Linked DNA regions of Mus musculus: region 1 is linked to region 2. The links are chromatin loops, found by intact Hi-C in ENCODE. Cell type or tissue: left cerebral cortex. All regions are shown on one strand. Each heading gives the region's core, and the rest is flanking DNA. Links, peaks and the distances in the headings are about the cores only. Region 1 has its middle 12 kb from the start of Gm32018. Region 2 overlaps Slc9a9 (solute carrier family 9 (sodium/hydrogen exchanger), member 9).

Region 1 (8,338 bases), core at 171-8,170, 350 kb after region 2:
GGTGTGATTCATGCAAAAGCAAAACTCTCTCCAGCTGTGAGCCTGTAACACACTTCCTGAACTCAATAACAGGATAAGCAGAGGCTCGACATTTTCATTCCAAAAGGGGAAATTCAACAGAGAAAAGGGTATCACCCCCATATAAGTCCAAAACCTAGCAGATGTAACAGCAGTAGACCCTGGGGCTCCATAATCTTGCTTGGTTCCATGGCTCACCCCCTAGACCTATCAGATGATGGCCTTGTCTGTAACTGTCCTGTCATGAGGAAGGAGGCCCATGACCCTGGATACCCAGGGCTGGAATCTATAATAAAATGATACCTGTTGTTTTATTTTTAATTAAATTTAACAGTATTCAAATCATCATTGGGAAGGCAAGTAATCAAAAAGACTGATAAGGTTGAATGGGGGGTCTCTGGGTTGAAAAAAAAAGACAGAGTGCCCACCCTTACTTATTCTCCCATCTTTAGAAGGAGGTGGCCGAGGTTCTGCCATGCAGAGAACACTGAAACACTACAAACACTGAACGAGATGGTGAATGGCCTGTGGCTGTCATGGAATGGACAGAGCCAAGGAGGGAGCAAGTCACCACGGTCCTGAGCAGGACTTGCTATGGGACTAATGTAGCCTTTCTAGTGACGGCTGTAGTTCTAGACATTCCAGATACCTAGAAGGTGGGAGCGAGGACAAAAATAACTGTGTGAAATTTGTAGGCAAGCGTGAGCAGGACTGTGAAGCATCTATAAACGCTCAGGGAAGTCAATGTCTGAAATATCCTGACTCAGCTCCATGTGGCGGAGGAGGTTCTCCTGCCGGGATCCCTGCATCCAGTGCCCATGCTGACAGCTGCTGCATCATCTGGAACGCTTTTCTCTCATTGAAGGGTCTCATTACTCTTCCCGACTTCATTTTTTCCATGGCACAGTTTACCAATAACTACTGCTTAAGGGCAATCCTGATGGCCCCGGTGCTGCCCGCTGAGCAATTCTGGTGAGGGGTTTCTTGGCCTGAGTATTTAGAAACATATCTGGCGCTGTGTGCTACCTTGCATTGATAGCTCCCCCCACTCCTGGCTGGAATTTTTCCTGACTGGCTTGAAAGATAGCTTTAGACCTGGCTGAGATCTTTATGCAATTGTTGTCAAGCCCATAGAAGCAAACACATTCTAACTCCCCAGGCCTCTCTTCTGAGAGTTTGGGAACTGCAACCGTACAGCAGTTGCATTATGAGTGACAGGCCATGACCACCCAAAGCCCTGTGTGACTTATCTCCAAAGCTGCGTCTATAGCCTTTGTCTGGATGTGAGATCCCTTCGAATCACTGAACTATTCTTTGGAACTCTAGACAGTGGTTTTTATACAAATGGAGTTGCCCATCCCAAGTGCTACAAGACAGACAAGTCTCCTTGTGTCCTTATAAAGAAAACCTGCTTAGTCATAAGAGGTGAACAACCACTGTAGCCAGAGTTGACATTTGATGATGGTTCTAATGGAGGAAATAGCCCATAATTTAATTCTGCTGACCTTTGTCTCTATGCTCTGGGACATTGGTGAATAGTTAGGAAGCCTTGGCCGGTAGCAATAAGGCAAGAATTAGACATCATCCGTGCTCAGTGTCCTCAAGGAAACAGCTTCTCCATCTTTTGCCTTAGTGTGAGGTGTATCACCTGTGGTTTCTCTGATGGGTCTGGGGTGGGCACCCAGGCGTAAGCATCGTGTGCAAAGAGTAACATCCCAGAGTAGCACTGAGTTCCACTCTGTCCTGCCAGTCATATTGACAATAAACTTCCTCCAAGCCAGACCCAGTCAACTTCCCCACGCATCCTGTCCTGCCTATAGAACTGAAGCCTAGATAAAGTGAATCAGGTGACTAGCGTGCCTTAGAGACAACATTTACCCTAGGGAGTTAAGAAAGAGTCCAGCCTATTCTCTAAGGTGTAAACACTCAGATCACAGAGACTCAGGGTTCTCTTACTGTTCTTATTTGTAGTGCTTAGAAATTGTTCTTAAACTCACTAGCATAAAACAACAACAAAGATTTAACAATGTTCACAGTTTCTAAAGAGCCTGAGAGGGGTGACTGGTATCTGTCTTATGACATCTAAAGCTTTAGATGGAAAGATGAAAATTGTTGGGAGACCAAATTAGTTATCTGAAGACCTCTTGGCACACTCCTGGTGCTTGGGCAGAAAACGCTCGAGAGCTGAGCTGATGGGTGACTCCATGGGGTGTGGGCCTCCTACACAATGCACTGAGCTTCAAGAAATCAGATTCCTCACCTGACTCAAACATGAGTATCACTGTGAACCATGAAGCAGTTAGAGTAATGTGGGGACTCAGCCTGGGAAGTCACTTAGCATACCTTCCCACCATTCTCTCTCTTCCTTGCATCCATCCTCAGATTCCCAAGATTCAAAGGCAAAGTACAGCAACTACTCCCCAATAGAAGAAAAAGAAATCAAAAAACTTGCGATCAGCTCTTAAAACCACTTTTCTGCTGTTAGCAGGAAAGCAGAATCAGGCAAACAGCGGCGTGTGTGCCTTGGGATCAGAAATAAGCTACAGTTTCAGAAAACAATCACAGAGTAATCATACTTCTAGAAAATGTCTTGCAAACTTGTCCAATAGCCAAATCCCTGTTCAGCAGCGAGGCTCTAACCCGGACCACCCACCCATTGATCTCATCTATAATTTAGCAATCAGGAAGGTTAGTGCTTTCCAAACTATGTGAAGAGAAGTCTCTGCTCTCCAGGAGCTGTAAGGTTTAATGAGAAAAAAGATAAACTTCTCCACGGCTCCTTTTCTATTGGTTGGAAGTTCTACCTGCATGTTTCCCCACTACTTCTGTCTCTTAAAATGGTAGGGACCCTTGTAACCTGTTTGCTCCAGCTTACCCATCTGTAAAATGGACATAGCCAGCCCTGGAAGAGAAGGTTCTTAGGATTCTGTTTCTGTATTCACAACAGACTTTATAAGCCTCCGAGACTGTGCTCTTTAAATGCAAAATGTTATGACTATCATTTCATTATTGAAAAACCTAAACATTGGGAGGATGCTTCTGTTACCCCGTTGCTAGGTTACTGACAGACCTCCCTGCCTGCTCTGAGATGTTGAGACTTGCTGTAGCTTCACACCAGGGCAGCCTTTCCTGGGCTGAGATGAAGGTGAGGGAGAAAGTTGGCCTACAGTCAAATTGCTTTGGCCGTTACCAGGGGAGGGGGTATTTAGCCTCCTGGTACCGTAGCTATGTTTGCTTGCTCTTGGGATCCAACAACTCAGTGCCATCTATCAGTACCACCCAACTGGATGACTTAACCCTGACAAAGTTTAGATGCATCTCTGAAGATGCTAAACCTATAAGCACTTTATTGTCCACAGAGAGAGAAAGGAGCTAAATATGGCAAGCAAGCAGTAACACCTGGAACTCCTTCCATGTGCTCAAGGCAGGCCAAGGCATCCTTCCTACGTGTTTGCCACATTTCTAAGAAAGTGGGGGAAAAAAAAAAAAGAAAGTGGGGGAAAAGCTCATGCTGCTAAGATTGTACCGTGAAAACTATTTCTTCCAAGGACACATCATTTCCTGTTGGCATTCGTACCATAGATGTCACTGCCACAGGCTAAAGGACAGTAAGCATCCCAGATATGACATTTAGACACCGTGAAAAGTGATCAGAGAGAGAGAGAGAGAGCTTTAGTCCTGCCTTGATTCCAATGAGGACAGTTTGCTGAACATAGTCTTCTGGCAACGAAAACTGTCGACAACTTCATCCTGGTAAGCTTTTGTCTCTTTAACAATGATTTAAGGCAGGCAGTGTTATCCCAGCTCCCAAAAAAACCAATGGGTATTTTTCTCCCTGGCCATGTAAGTGTGAAGAATAATTTTAGCAAATTCCAAAATGATCTCATCAATGGGGAGTGATATTCAGTATTCAACAGAAATGCTCTCTACCCATCTGTTTCCTTCTACAGCACCAAGAGAGGAGTAACAAGGAAACCAACAGGGTTGTTACAGAGGAGGGGGGAGGTGAGGGGGAGGACAGAAAAAGGGATAGGACAGGTGAACACCAAGCAGCCCCGAGAGTTCTTCCTGCACTAGGCAGGGGAATGGAGACCAGCATTCCTTCAAAAGTCACCTAGTCCACTCAGGTGTCACCAAAGACTTCCTGAGATTCTTCCCTGAGCCAGGCCTGTCTTGGGGTCTGGAAGCAGCAGGGAGCTTGGGGATACACAACACAGATCTGCCAGAGAAGCCAACCATGAGCCCAAAAAAACAGATAGACCACAAGACCACCGTGGGAGCCACCAAAGAAACCCAGGCCACTGTGCACATAAGGACATGTCATTGAGACAGGCAGGTCACCGAAGACCAGCCTGAGGAAGGTGACATCGCTCTACAAGACACCCGGAGCCTGTGGATGGTGGGCAGCAACAAGCCAAATAGGAAAGGCTGTCCATGTGTACATAGGGCAGAGTTATGTTATTCCAGCCTTTCTTTGCAAAATGAAAGGCTTTCTGCGGCTGGGAGTAAACCAAATATTTCTCTTGCTGTTGAAAGGAGTCTCATCTCACAAGACAAACTCGAGCAGGATCGCATCAATTAGCTGTAAGTGAGCTGGAATTAACCAGCTCTGTGGGAAAGGCCTCCCAGTAACTCTCCATCCTGAACTGCTTTCTGGGATGTGGCTCAGCGGCATCCTCTGACACTGCCATCCTACACAGAGAAGGGCAGAAAAATCCACAACAGCCAGATCCACTCACTCTATCCAAGTCACATCTGCTACCCTGCAATAAACATTCTATATGCAAATCGCCTCGAGTGACTCTCCAGAAATGGACTAGTTTCTTATGATGCATCATCTTAACAGCAAAAGAAATTGAAAACATTTTTATGGCTTATGTCCATAATCCATTCCTTCCCTGTGTGCTGTGGTTTTTACCAATATATTAAACTCTTCTTTTCAGTACTCACTAAGGCATCAGTTGTGTGTGTGTGTGTGTGTGTGTGTGTGTGTGTGTGTGTGTGTGTGTCCACACACTCAACAGTGATGGAGAAGGCTTTCATATTCATCCAAATGAGAGCTATTAATGGCTACCACCACAGTGAGATCACACTTCCATTATTAAATTGAATGGTTCCAACGAGACACATTGTGCAGATTGGAGGGCTTGTAATACAGAAATTAAGTCCTATTCTGGAAATAAAGTCTTAGGCGGACATGTGTTCTGCCCCTGAGTTTCTTTGCTTGGCTGTGAAGCTTTGGCTACTTAGGGTCTAAGCTAACAACCCTATCAAAGAGATCAAGGAAAGCCACTGTCCTCCGAGTTTTCTTTTTAAGTCATGAGATGAAGGTGACTGGGCTTTTGTTGGGTAGGCTGCCGGGATGGGGGACAGTGAATGCTTGGTCATGCTCTCCTGAGCTTCATTTTCCTTCCTAATCCCATGGCTCTTAAGAGGAGCCTGGCAGGGACCTTCAAAGCCCCTGCTTCTTTTGTTCAGATTCCCTGGAGCTTTGCAAAATGGTAACAGGACCCGGGGCCCCCCATCCTTCATCTGAGGCCCCCCTCCGTTCAAAAGTCCCCTCTCACCCTGCTTTGGAACGGGAACAATGCGAGTGTGGGGTGGTCTCCGATTTGTTTTTATCACAGAGTTGAAAACTGGAAAATATATGAAATTGAACTGACTCCAGCTCGTATTCGGTTCTGCTATTTCCCTGTGAGTGTCAGCTAAGATCAGTGTGTGGCCGTGTTCAGGAATCCATGAATGCCTGTGACCACGGTGCTGTGGGTTGTAATGATACCACTCCTTTCTGAGACCTCTTGTGACACATATGTTATGCCATAAATAGCAGACTTGAGACTATTGCTACCCAAAGACGTTTAAGCAAACCTATCCCACCTTCCTCACTTCACTGATGAATACTGAGGCCCAGAGATGTTCACTGCCCAGGTCCTTATAGCCAGCCACAACGAGCTGAGGCAAGATCCAGACTTCCTCCTTCAGAATTGCTTCAATCATGTATGTGAAAATCAGTCAGTTCGCTAGTGAAAAGGCAGACAATTAGGTAAAAGGCCACAGGTGTTGGGTTTGAGGGGAGCACTCAGGGAGATAAGAGATTTATTAGAAGTTATTAACAACCTAGACAGACAAACGGACTGTGTGTCATGAGCCCTGAGGAGCATTTAGGCTTGTGTGGCACAAGAGAAGCCCCTTCTTACAAGGCTCAGAAGATGGAGGATGTCCAGTGCCACTTGGTTGATGGCTGCTTATAGTAGTCTCTGCTTATCAACAAGCAGTTTCTGTTTCCCCAGGGATGGAGGAAAGATGTTGGCAGCTGTGCTTTTCTGTGCTTTTTAGGGAGGAAGGAAAATGTTACCTTGGCTATGGGGGGAGGCATTAGTCGAAGTGCATTCACCTTTGTGGGGTGTGTTACCTGACGCCCTGGATAGCTTGGAGTCTGTTAGCTTGGGGCTTGTTGCAAAGTCAGCTGTCAGAGCTACAGATGGGTATGACCTGTGCAGCCTCTGGGATACAACAGCTCCAACTTGGTGGTGGTTGTTGTTATTGTTGTTGTTTTAAAAAGCAGGGGACGGTTCTTTGAGAAGGGTTGAGGGGAAAGATGTGTATTTCAGGGTTCTAAGCATTCAATTCCTAAGCATCTCTTCATCTTCCTACTGCCTGTTGAGGAACCATAGCCTTACAGTGATTCCCATCCTTGTCTGGGTCAGGGAGTGCTAGCGGAATTCAAGTATCACAAGGGTACAGTCCATGTGTGTGCATGTGATGCCGTGGTCAGATTGAATCAAATTAGCAGGCTGATCAGAGAGGGGCCTATGAATATAACTGCCAAATAGAGTTACCAAAGAAATAATCAGGTATGTAAGGAAGTCCGTGAAGAGTTTTAAAAACAATTTGAGTTGCAGTTATTGAGAAGAAGGAGTGGCGGGAAAATAGAAGCATTGTGAATACAGCAGGCACCATCAGTGGAGGGAGTAGCCATAAGATCCAAGATCTTTATTCTAGAGGAGGTTGGGGTAGAAGGCATCAAGATAGTAAAATATAGGTCTCAATGGGGTAATTAGAAATACCCTCAAAGTTAATTATGAAATACATTTTGAGTTTGGGAATGCTAAGTCACATACAGAGAGAGGTGACAGATTGGCGAAGGAAGGAAGGAAGGAAGGAAGGAAGGAAGGAAGGAAGGAAGGAAGGAAGGAAGGAAGGAAGGAAGGCAAGCATGCAGGCAGGCTAGGCAGCCCAAGCTCTAATTTTTGGCTTTGGGCCCACAGCACACTGACTCTCCATTGCTCACTGTGGAAGTTCTGATGACACAGATGTAGTTCGTTCAAGTTGTAAAGACACGGTCTTAGCTTTTCCTAGGAACTTTAGTTTCCCGTTGGCCAAGTGTGATAAATACGGGTCCATGTGTCACATCGTTAAGATGTTCTGTCCTAGAATCTGAGGAACATGAGGCTGAGTGGGCAGGACCACAGATCTTCAGGAGAGAGAAATAGTTGCTAAAGACCAAGGAAGAAATGTCTAGATCATATTAATCTATGAGCCATTGTGATCTGGAGTGATTTTTGTTTTGTTTTGTTTTCTGAATCTGATGTAACATTGATGTAATGTGTATTATATCTAATACTAAAATAATCAAATCCACAGTGTGTGTCAAAGAAGGAAAGAAAGTAGATGAGGACACAGGACTCTAGTTCAGACAAGGAGAGTTCACACAGATCTTCACACATCCCTGCCTATAGCAGATGGAGTTAAAGTTAGAAGAACAGTAACCAAATTGATTAGAGCCAGTTAATATTTTTTCTTTTTGTCTTTTTTTCTTTTTTTTCCTCTCTTTCTTTCTTTTTTTTTTTTTTTTTTTTTTTTTTTTTTGGTTTGGTTTGGTTTGGTTTGGTTTGGTTTGGTTTTGGTTTTGGTTTTGGTTTTGGTTTGGTTTGGGTTTTTTTTTTTTTTCTTTTTTCGTTTTTTTTTCTGAGACAGGGTTTCTCTGTGTAGCCCTGGCTGTCCTAGAACTCACTTTGTAGACCAGGCTGGCCTCGAACTCAGAAATCCACCTGCCCCTGCCTCCCAAGTGGTGGGATTAAAGGCGTATGCCACCACTGCCCAGCTTCTTTTTTTCTTAATAGAAAAAAAGTTGGGGGTTCTAAAAGTTTGGATTTAAAATTTCTGTATTTCCCCCCACCATGGAGTTTCTTTAGGAAAATTTAAATTAAGATTTTATCAGTTTTAAATTCGATTTTTAAAAATTCAAACTATGCTGAATAACAGTTTTTACAATGACAGGAAAAACACTTTAATGATTTTAAGTAAGGATTGGAGTAAC
Region 2 (8,338 bases), core at 117-8,116:
AGAGGGACCTTGTAGTTCTCACTGGACTCTTCTGAACAACACTATCCAGTTAGGTTGATGATTGCTTAAGACCTTTAGACCCATGGAAGATAATAATCAGATTGATGACATTATTGAGGGAAGTTTGAAGGGTAGTTATGAGCAATGTGGTTATTGATCTTAATACAGCACTTCGTTGAAATAAGCCACTCATCCAAATACTATTTAAATTTACTTCGGCCTTTTGAGACTCTGGACTCCACATCTCTTAGGATGGTTGGTTTGTAAGAAAGGCTTATGGAAATTCATCATTTGGCTTTTGCCTTGGGCTTAGGCACTCAATAAAACCTTACTGAATTAATAAGTAAATTAATGAATAACGGGATTATGACCATGAACATTCTAAGATAAAAATTAGAAAGGAGAAACAATATGTGCTAATTAATGATTTCTTTAACTCTGATAGCATGCATTAATTTAAATTTAATGAGCTGGATGCATAAAGCTAACATCTAGGGTAATCCAGAGGCATGGAGAGAAGGCTCAAGATCAGTTCTTTTACTTACTGTGTCTCCTGCAGTTTGGCTCTGCCTTATTGATTTGCATTACAGTGGTCTAGGATTATGGTTTTGTGCATTTTTCCCCCTTCAATACACTAACAAAAGCAGTCAGGTTTCATGCCAGTTACCTGTTCTGAGACAGTTGAGGGAGAGCGAGGGGGGGAGCAACAATGCCCGCGCTTCCCTGACTTCTGAGAAGATCAAAGATATCTACAGAAAGCATAGACTTGCCTTTATTTTTGACTCTAATTACATTTCTTTTGTCAGGATCCCTACCGCTTTTCTTCTTCTCTTCATTCAGGGCACCTTTAAAATATTATCCTAGGAGGGCTGAATTTATAAATGATGGCAAAGTGTTTAAATTTCTCTGTAGTGAGCTGGTGATTCCTTTCAATGAAACTCATTATATTGTACAAAGGACATTTAGTAGTTTGACTAATAAGTGGACCCTTTCAAATGCTAATGACAGTGAGGCTCCCACATCAAAGCAAGAACACACTGTACTGTACTTTCAGTGCCCAGAATGTCTGTGAACCCCTAGTCCAGAAGCCTTACTCCACAGTCGACATAACAACAGGGGCCACAGATGGCCATTTGGAACCCCAGTGAGTTCTTCCCTCTGCATTCCAAGCACTGGATCCCAGAGGACAAGGAGGATAAAGGCAATGAAGACACAAACTAGGAGCCATGCTCCCCCCTGAATTTTTTCATGGAAATATTTTTTTCTCCTGTGGAAAGCTATAGTCGGAGTGTAACTACTCAAATGATCTCCCTGGTCTATTAACTCCCATCTGTGTTTGTTGATAATACATAACCTACCATTGTAGTTGGGATTTTTAAGATTGAAAACCAAAGAGGCTGAGAGCTATGTAGGCTATTAAAATAAACTTTTAACTTACACACACACACACACACACACACACACACATACCCCTCACCATTCATTCATCTCTCCTTTCACCTTTAGACAACAAAACATACCATCATCAATGCTTAAATAGCAACCCATAAATATTTATAACCCATACTCTTGTTTGATTATATCTGATTCCATGCAAAAATGAGAAAAAATGTATCTGAATAGAGTTTAATCCATCAACTGTCCTGGTCCCTATTTGATGACATTCAAGACAGATGGTTACCCATTATTACCTTAAAATTTCTAAGGATGGTAGTGGCATAACCCCCTTTAATGGCTCATTATATTTTTATCATCCTACTTATAGGTACAGGTATGAAGGGCTTTAGTATCATAATAGCATTTGAGGATGATAAATGGAAATGACTGTAATTTTTCTACACATTTTAATTAAATTTTATTGGTGCAGCACAGAAAACATCAAGGCTGAGTGCATATGCCCAAGTGTGTGTTTATGGAGAATATGGCCAAATTTCAAGCTGCCATTTCCTTGATGGCCTTGAAGGACCTAGAGAATGTAATTAACAGGAAGCCTCTGTCTCATTCCTTCAGGGAAGAGACTGAATTGCTTCTAGACACGTGACTCTAAAGTCCAAAAACAATCCTATCAGAGAAAATATGATCTGGAGCCCTGGATATAATGCCTGAAAGGGAATTTGGTTTTAGGAAGGTCATTTGAACACCTGTGCTGTTTGACACCAAGGTTGGGGCTGGAGGGGATTGGAATCCCAACTTGTCTCAAGGGAGAAGAAAAGACAAGATAGTGGGTCTGCTCAGGACAGAGCACCAGGTAACGAGCTTTCACTGTGGCTGTGGGGTTTGTTGTTGTTGTTGTTGTTGTTGTTGTTGTTGTTGTTGTTGTTGTTGTCCCAAGATGTTAAGAACTATGAAGTGAGACTTTTCTTCCCCATTCATATTGTGCCTTGCCCAAGTCAAAGTGAACATTCAAAATCAAAGTAGCAGGAAACAGGTGCCTGGTGGAAACTAAAGAAAAAGAAGTTTTGATCCTGTTGTCACTGTGAGACCCTGTGGTCGCAGAACTTTACACTTCCACAGAGACTGATCAAAACAGGGTCACAGAGACATCTGTCTGGATAGGGTTACTTTGGATTTCCATAAAGATGACATTTTGCTCAGCTCTTGACTTGTCTTTCTTGCCCTGCCTATGATTCTGAGGGGCTTGGACACTTGAGAGCAGATCTTCAGACCACTAGGAACAGGCAGGCAGGGAGGGCTTCATGGCCAGCACTTTGAATGGGAAGTGGCAGAAGGTCCATCTTCTGAGATCTGACTCTGCCAGTTTCTAGATAGCTAAAAGGAAGTTCTATATATAGGGTCTTTTCTAGGGTGGGAAGAGAAACTATGTCTTAACTTTCTATGTCCTAATGCAGGTCTTCTCAAATGGTGGTCTGTAGGCTGATTTCAGAGTGATCCATTTTTATGACACTGTCTGTACTCGTTTCTGGCATAAATTAATAATTTATGGCACCATCTTAGGGAAACACCATCATTCTTTCCTTCTGTGTTGATTTATTGCTGGGCTTTTTGTCTTGCTCTTAGAGCACAAGGTTGAGGTCTATATGAGAATTTTGATTCATCTAAGTATTCAAAGAATGGAAAGTTTGAACATATCCAGAGAAAAGTAATCTGATTTTAAGGGAACATTTCTTTCCCTTAAAATTGCTACTAGGTGTGTCCTGGAATGACTGTGCTGTTTGTAGAATTCATATATGACATGCTTTAAGGAGTTTCTCTACACTAAAGGCAGGAAACACCACTTAAAGTCTCTAGAACGTTCATAGCCTATAAAATGTGTTTGGACCTGCTTGCTGATTTGCCTGAGTTCTAGAACACCCAAACCAGGAATTTGAATTTTATTCATAATTGAAGTTCAAATATTTATAAGTTAATATCTAAAGAAAGAGCCTTGAGAGGCAAATCCAACATAGCCTAAGGGCCAGCATCCTTTTGTGGGATGAACTTGACCACCCACTCTCTTACCTGCTGGCATACCTGTACAGTGACAATATTGACTGATGCTTCAGGAGGGGGGGTAGGATGGGAGTAGAGGCAGAATAGTTTCATCAGAAATGTAAGTTTACTGGGGACTAATCCTCTTCAGGATCCTAGAATAAGAAGAAAATAAAAGTAGAAAGAATTGGAGCAAGTGTCCAAAGAAGAGAAAGGGATTACTTCTGAAAAAAATAATACACACACACACACACACACACACACACTACTGTTTTTTTCTTTTTTTTGAGAAAAAGAAAATTATTAGAAAGAACCATACATGGCAAAGTCAAAGAGGCAGGAAAATATGGCTTAAGATGCCATTAACAGAAATAACAGGTGCCCCAAGGAATAAGACAGTTCTGGGATTACAAGTGACAAACCATGCTGAGTGTGGGTGGAAGCTTGGGGTGACATCTGGACAAGCTGGGACTCGCTGCAGTTCTGTGGGTGGGAGGGCACCATCAGCTCACAGAGGCGGGCAATGCCTTTAGGATGACAAGGGATATCTCACCTCTCTTGGAAACAGCTAAGGCAGTACACATGGGAAAATGTTGTTCACAAATCCTGGGTACCTGGATCTCATGACCTGGACTTATGATTTATTTAGTCTAGACTATGGCACAAATGCAGCATAAGGTCTACTTAAGTAATTCTAATGAATGACAGAGTGGAGAAACTAGAAGATGCTGGACTCTACATAGAAGGGTTGACTGGGGTCCTTCCGGCTGGCAAGTGGAAAGGGTTTTGAGCCAGTCAAGCAAAGTAAAAATCTCTGTGTGTTGGTAAGGAGTAGCTACATACTGGTGGGCTTTGGGCAGCAGTCCTCAATCCAGGTTACACCATGGAAACACCCAGAGAATTTTTTTTGAAAACCCATATGATTGATGCCACTTTAAAGATTCTGATTTATTGGGTCTGAAGTACAGCCTCGGAGGCAGAATTTTTAATACCTGCTGATGGGGGGACATGAGAGTCATTAAGAAACTTCTCCTTTGGGGTTTCTATAAAAACTTAAGAAAAAAAGAAAACTGCTGGGAATTTTATATTCTGTGGGAGTAGGTGGAGACTAAGCGACACCAAGATTTGTATAAATGCATATATTTTTGTAGGTAGGATGATTCCAAGAGATCACCAAAATAAGCATTCTACAGTTCTCAGCTCTGGAAAGGCAATGCTACTGCCAAAGCCCAAATCCACAGAATCCTTTTTGAGGTGACTTGTCCACCTACTCAAACCTCACTTAGAGGCTTCACTGACAAGTCACAGACCCACTGTAGCAATCATAGCACGTGCAACTGCCCTACTGTAAAAAATTAAATTTATTTTTACACACTCTAACTTTGTAAAATATCCATTGGTTTTTATTTGTAAAATATTTGTCATTTACTGTCTATGGAAGTTTCATTAAAATTAACCTCTGTAACTCTTGTGACTTCAACCACTCAGCTTCATGCTACTAGCTCTTGTTCACAGACCAGGAATCTGGAATTTGAGAGCAGGGAGCATTAGCATGAGACTATATAGTAAGTAGAAACACAGGAGAGGTTGGAAATGATTCTATTCCCACTGCTGATGGATCTTTCCTCTGTCTTCAGTTTGGGAATCAAGAGTTTCTCCCAGCCTCACCTACACAAATGCATTTGGAAAGGTGCTCACAGTTGATTCTACAGAGACCCCTTCTTATCCATATACTGTGCTCACTATTCTAAACCTGGAAGATGGTAAAATCTGTCCCCTTCACCTAGAATTATTTGGTACCCCCAACAAACGCCATTTCTTGGACTCAGTACTCTTGAAGCTTCAGTGACTGAAATCTAATCTGCAATTTTGCCAGCTGAGTGTGGAATGTTTCTTAAGTGATAATGAGTGCAATTAGCATTCTATCCATATGTGATTTAGGACAATGCTTTCCATGACTTTTTCTTAAAAGCGAAGGCACTGAGTTTTTCAGAACTACACAAAAATAGAATCTTTTATATATAATGAGGTAAATGTTCAAAGAAGACCCAAGTGTGTGTTTAAAGTTATAATTCATGAGAAAGTGTTCTATAACTTTGTGTTGCATATTTGAGAATCTTTAACGCTCTCAAGAGCCCTCATTCTCAAGATATTTTGTTGCATTCAATGAATCCCCCTCCACAAAGAGCACCTTTGTCTGACAAGTTATAAGTACTTGGAAGCCCTGTTGTCACCAAAGGAATGTATTCAAGGACTTGAAAAAAGATAACGAAAACTCTGTTCCCAAAAATCATATTTAACATATAATGCCAAGAAAAGTCACTCCGTGAACTCTGATGTTAAGGAAAAACAAAATTTTAAAGAGTGCAAATTCGTTAATAATGTCCAGTTGGGCATGACAATGTATTTCCCCTGTGTCATTGGCTGAGAACAGTAAGCTGTAGCTGAATCAAGGTTTCTACTTCTCTTTCTGCTGAGAAACAATTTGTACTAGCACATTTTGTGATATGAAAATTATCCCAATTCCATGACAGAACATTAGTATTTTAAGCTGTCTTTAAGACTTTCTCTAATCTCTGTGTTCGTAAATGGCTCAGTTTTACATATATTGAAAAAAGATATACGTAAAATAATGTAGATCTTTCCGTGATGCATATGTAAGTTATATGGGATACCTTGTCAGCGCTGTAAGGGCGTATGAGCCATTGAGTCTTCCCAAGCAGTACTTCGGTCACACATTATGATGTGAGTGTTGACCTCCAGGAGTTAGGTATCAGATCTGTCTTTCAAAATGAAAGTGGAGTTGCTTTTCTATTGTTGACACAAATGTTCTGATGAGTAATGGATTCAAAGCAATGTTTTTTATCCTTTTTCAATACCTCAGCTGAGGAATGTGAGAAGAAAATCCTTGATTTTAAATTGCATTGAAAATTTCAGCTTATGATGCAAGCACACAAAATCTGACTTTATAAAGGTTTTTATTTTTTAAGCAAAATGTTACACGTGCCATTAGCCTCCCAGTGACGTTAGTAAGGATGGTGACTCAAAGGAACTGTCAAGGTAAATGAATGTCATTTTTCTCAAGATATTTTTTTCTGTCATTGTCTACTATCAAAACTCATTGACCAGTGTTGTCATATGTGAAGCCAGGTAAGCCCTTAAGCCAATAAATATACCCTTAAATCAGCACATAGGACACGGGTGGGTTCCAGGCCCCAAACTCTGCACTGTTGCTGTTTCTGAGAGTAAGCAGGAACAGGGCCACCATACTACAGAATTTAACATGAGCCAAGAATTGTCCTCTTGAAATACTCCTCACATTGGCTTCCAAGAGCATCAGGACCTGACCTGAGGAAGGGTACCACAGTGCTCCTGGAGGTATGTAGCACAGGGTACTGTGGAAAGGGTAGAGTCTTCAGCAAATTTGGGCTCCAGGACGACCATTTTGATAAAAAACCACTCTAAGATATTCGTATTTTACCCTTAACGCTCAAAATGTCACACCATGTTTATAGCTCCGCGGAATGGAAGATCCACGTCATTTAGAGTCATTGTAGAAATTGTTTCAAAGATCCTAAAAGAACCTATGTGTCTCTTTTAAATTTTACTTGTGTATCTTTCTGACTTCAAGATTTCCATGACCCCAGAAACATCAAGTTTATTTCCTATGAGCTGGTCTTGACTCTTTATGTATTGAATGATAACTGTACTAATCTTCAACATATACAGTATGGGTTTATTCTGATAAATAGAACTGTTTGTAAGTGAATCCGGGCAAGGTGGTTATTATGCTCTGGTTGTAACTGTATGAACTCTCTAATAAGAAAACCATTTACCATAGCTCTGTGAATTATTACGACTTGTGAGATATGACTCGATTTATTCATAGGCGCTTATGTTAGAATTTGCATTATATTTTAGACAATAGGCTAGGTGGATTGCACCCAGACATTTATTGCATTACAGAAAGATCTACAGTATTATTTTTTGAAAAATATACATAATAACTCTTCATAAATGTTCACCTCATTAACAAAGAAATGCCATTTCACTCTAGCTGCAAAAACCTTTCCCTGACAGAGGCATATTCACAGCAATGGCCTATTTGAATTCTTTTCTCCAACTCTCAGACATGTTTTTTTTTTTTTTAAATCCCTTCACCTCCAAATGATTAAAAAATATGATATTTAAAAGTTGGCTGTGGCCAATTTTTTTCACACTTATAGATCTCTGCCACAACAAAGGTCAATTTGCTATGTTTTGCAGATGCTTTGCTCATCTGACTATTTCAATCTTTCAGCCTCGGTAATACAATTTTTCATAACTCGGCACATTCATCCTTCGCAAACTTTCAACTGGGTTGGATTCATAGGTATGTTCATTCCAGGACTCAGATATATAAATGCTGATTTGTCTTGTGTCCTGATATCAGTCTTCTACCACCTTCCACACCTAACGAGGCAGTCAGGTTGGAAGGGAGCCCTGGGATGCCTGAATCTTCTGGTATATTAGTGTGTCTGTCAAGGAGGAAGGGCCAAGTCACTGTAATTCCTGGAAATTTGGTGCTAAGAGCAGGACCATGTTCTACTCCTTCATCAGTGTGTTACTGTGTCCAATTGTTTGCCCCAGTAGGCTTGTACTTATGCCTTTGTAGTGTAAATGAATGAGCCTCTGCATTCCTTTTATAAAGAGCAAGCCTGGCCAGCAGGGGCACTAGGAGTAAGGATCATCTTGGCTCTGCTACCACTGGCAACTATAGGGGGCCTCCCTGTACCACTCCTCGCCCATCACCACTCACCCTGCACCACACACACTCACCTTTTTCAGGGACATTAAAAAGAAGTCTGACTCAGTGGATGTCACAGGAGTCCTTGAGAAGAGAGCTAAAGACTAACTAAGTGTGGAAAAA

Evidence for each region. Peaks named below come from ENCODE experiments on the same cell type or tissue, not always from the same donor. Only the 100,000 strongest peaks of a DNase experiment are listed, where the experiment ranks them.
Region 1: a loop joins it to region 2, with 6 times the contacts of the local background. A loop is called at or near these places in 3 of 42 quality-filtered maps.

What each region holds. Positions count from the first base shown.
Region 1 is chr9:95,318,367-95,326,704 of GRCm38, forward strand. No RefSeq gene overlaps it. Among named protein-coding and RNA genes, the nearest start is that of Gm32018, 12 kb to the left of the region's middle. In left cerebral cortex, for the core only: no CTCF peak of the experiment used is centred there; DNase peaks (open chromatin) are centred at 751, 3,187, 3,847, 4,730 and 1 more place; H3K27ac peaks cover 778 bases.
Region 2 is chr9:94,968,254-94,976,591 of GRCm38, forward strand. All of the region lies in intron 9 of Slc9a9 (solute carrier family 9 (sodium/hydrogen exchanger), member 9), which reads left to right. Among named protein-coding and RNA genes, the nearest start is that of Mir7656, 220 kb to the left of the region's middle. In left cerebral cortex, for the core only: no CTCF peak of the experiment used is centred there; DNase peaks (open chromatin) are centred at 1,061, 2,722, 3,941, 4,652 and 1 more place; H3K27ac peaks cover 1,243 bases.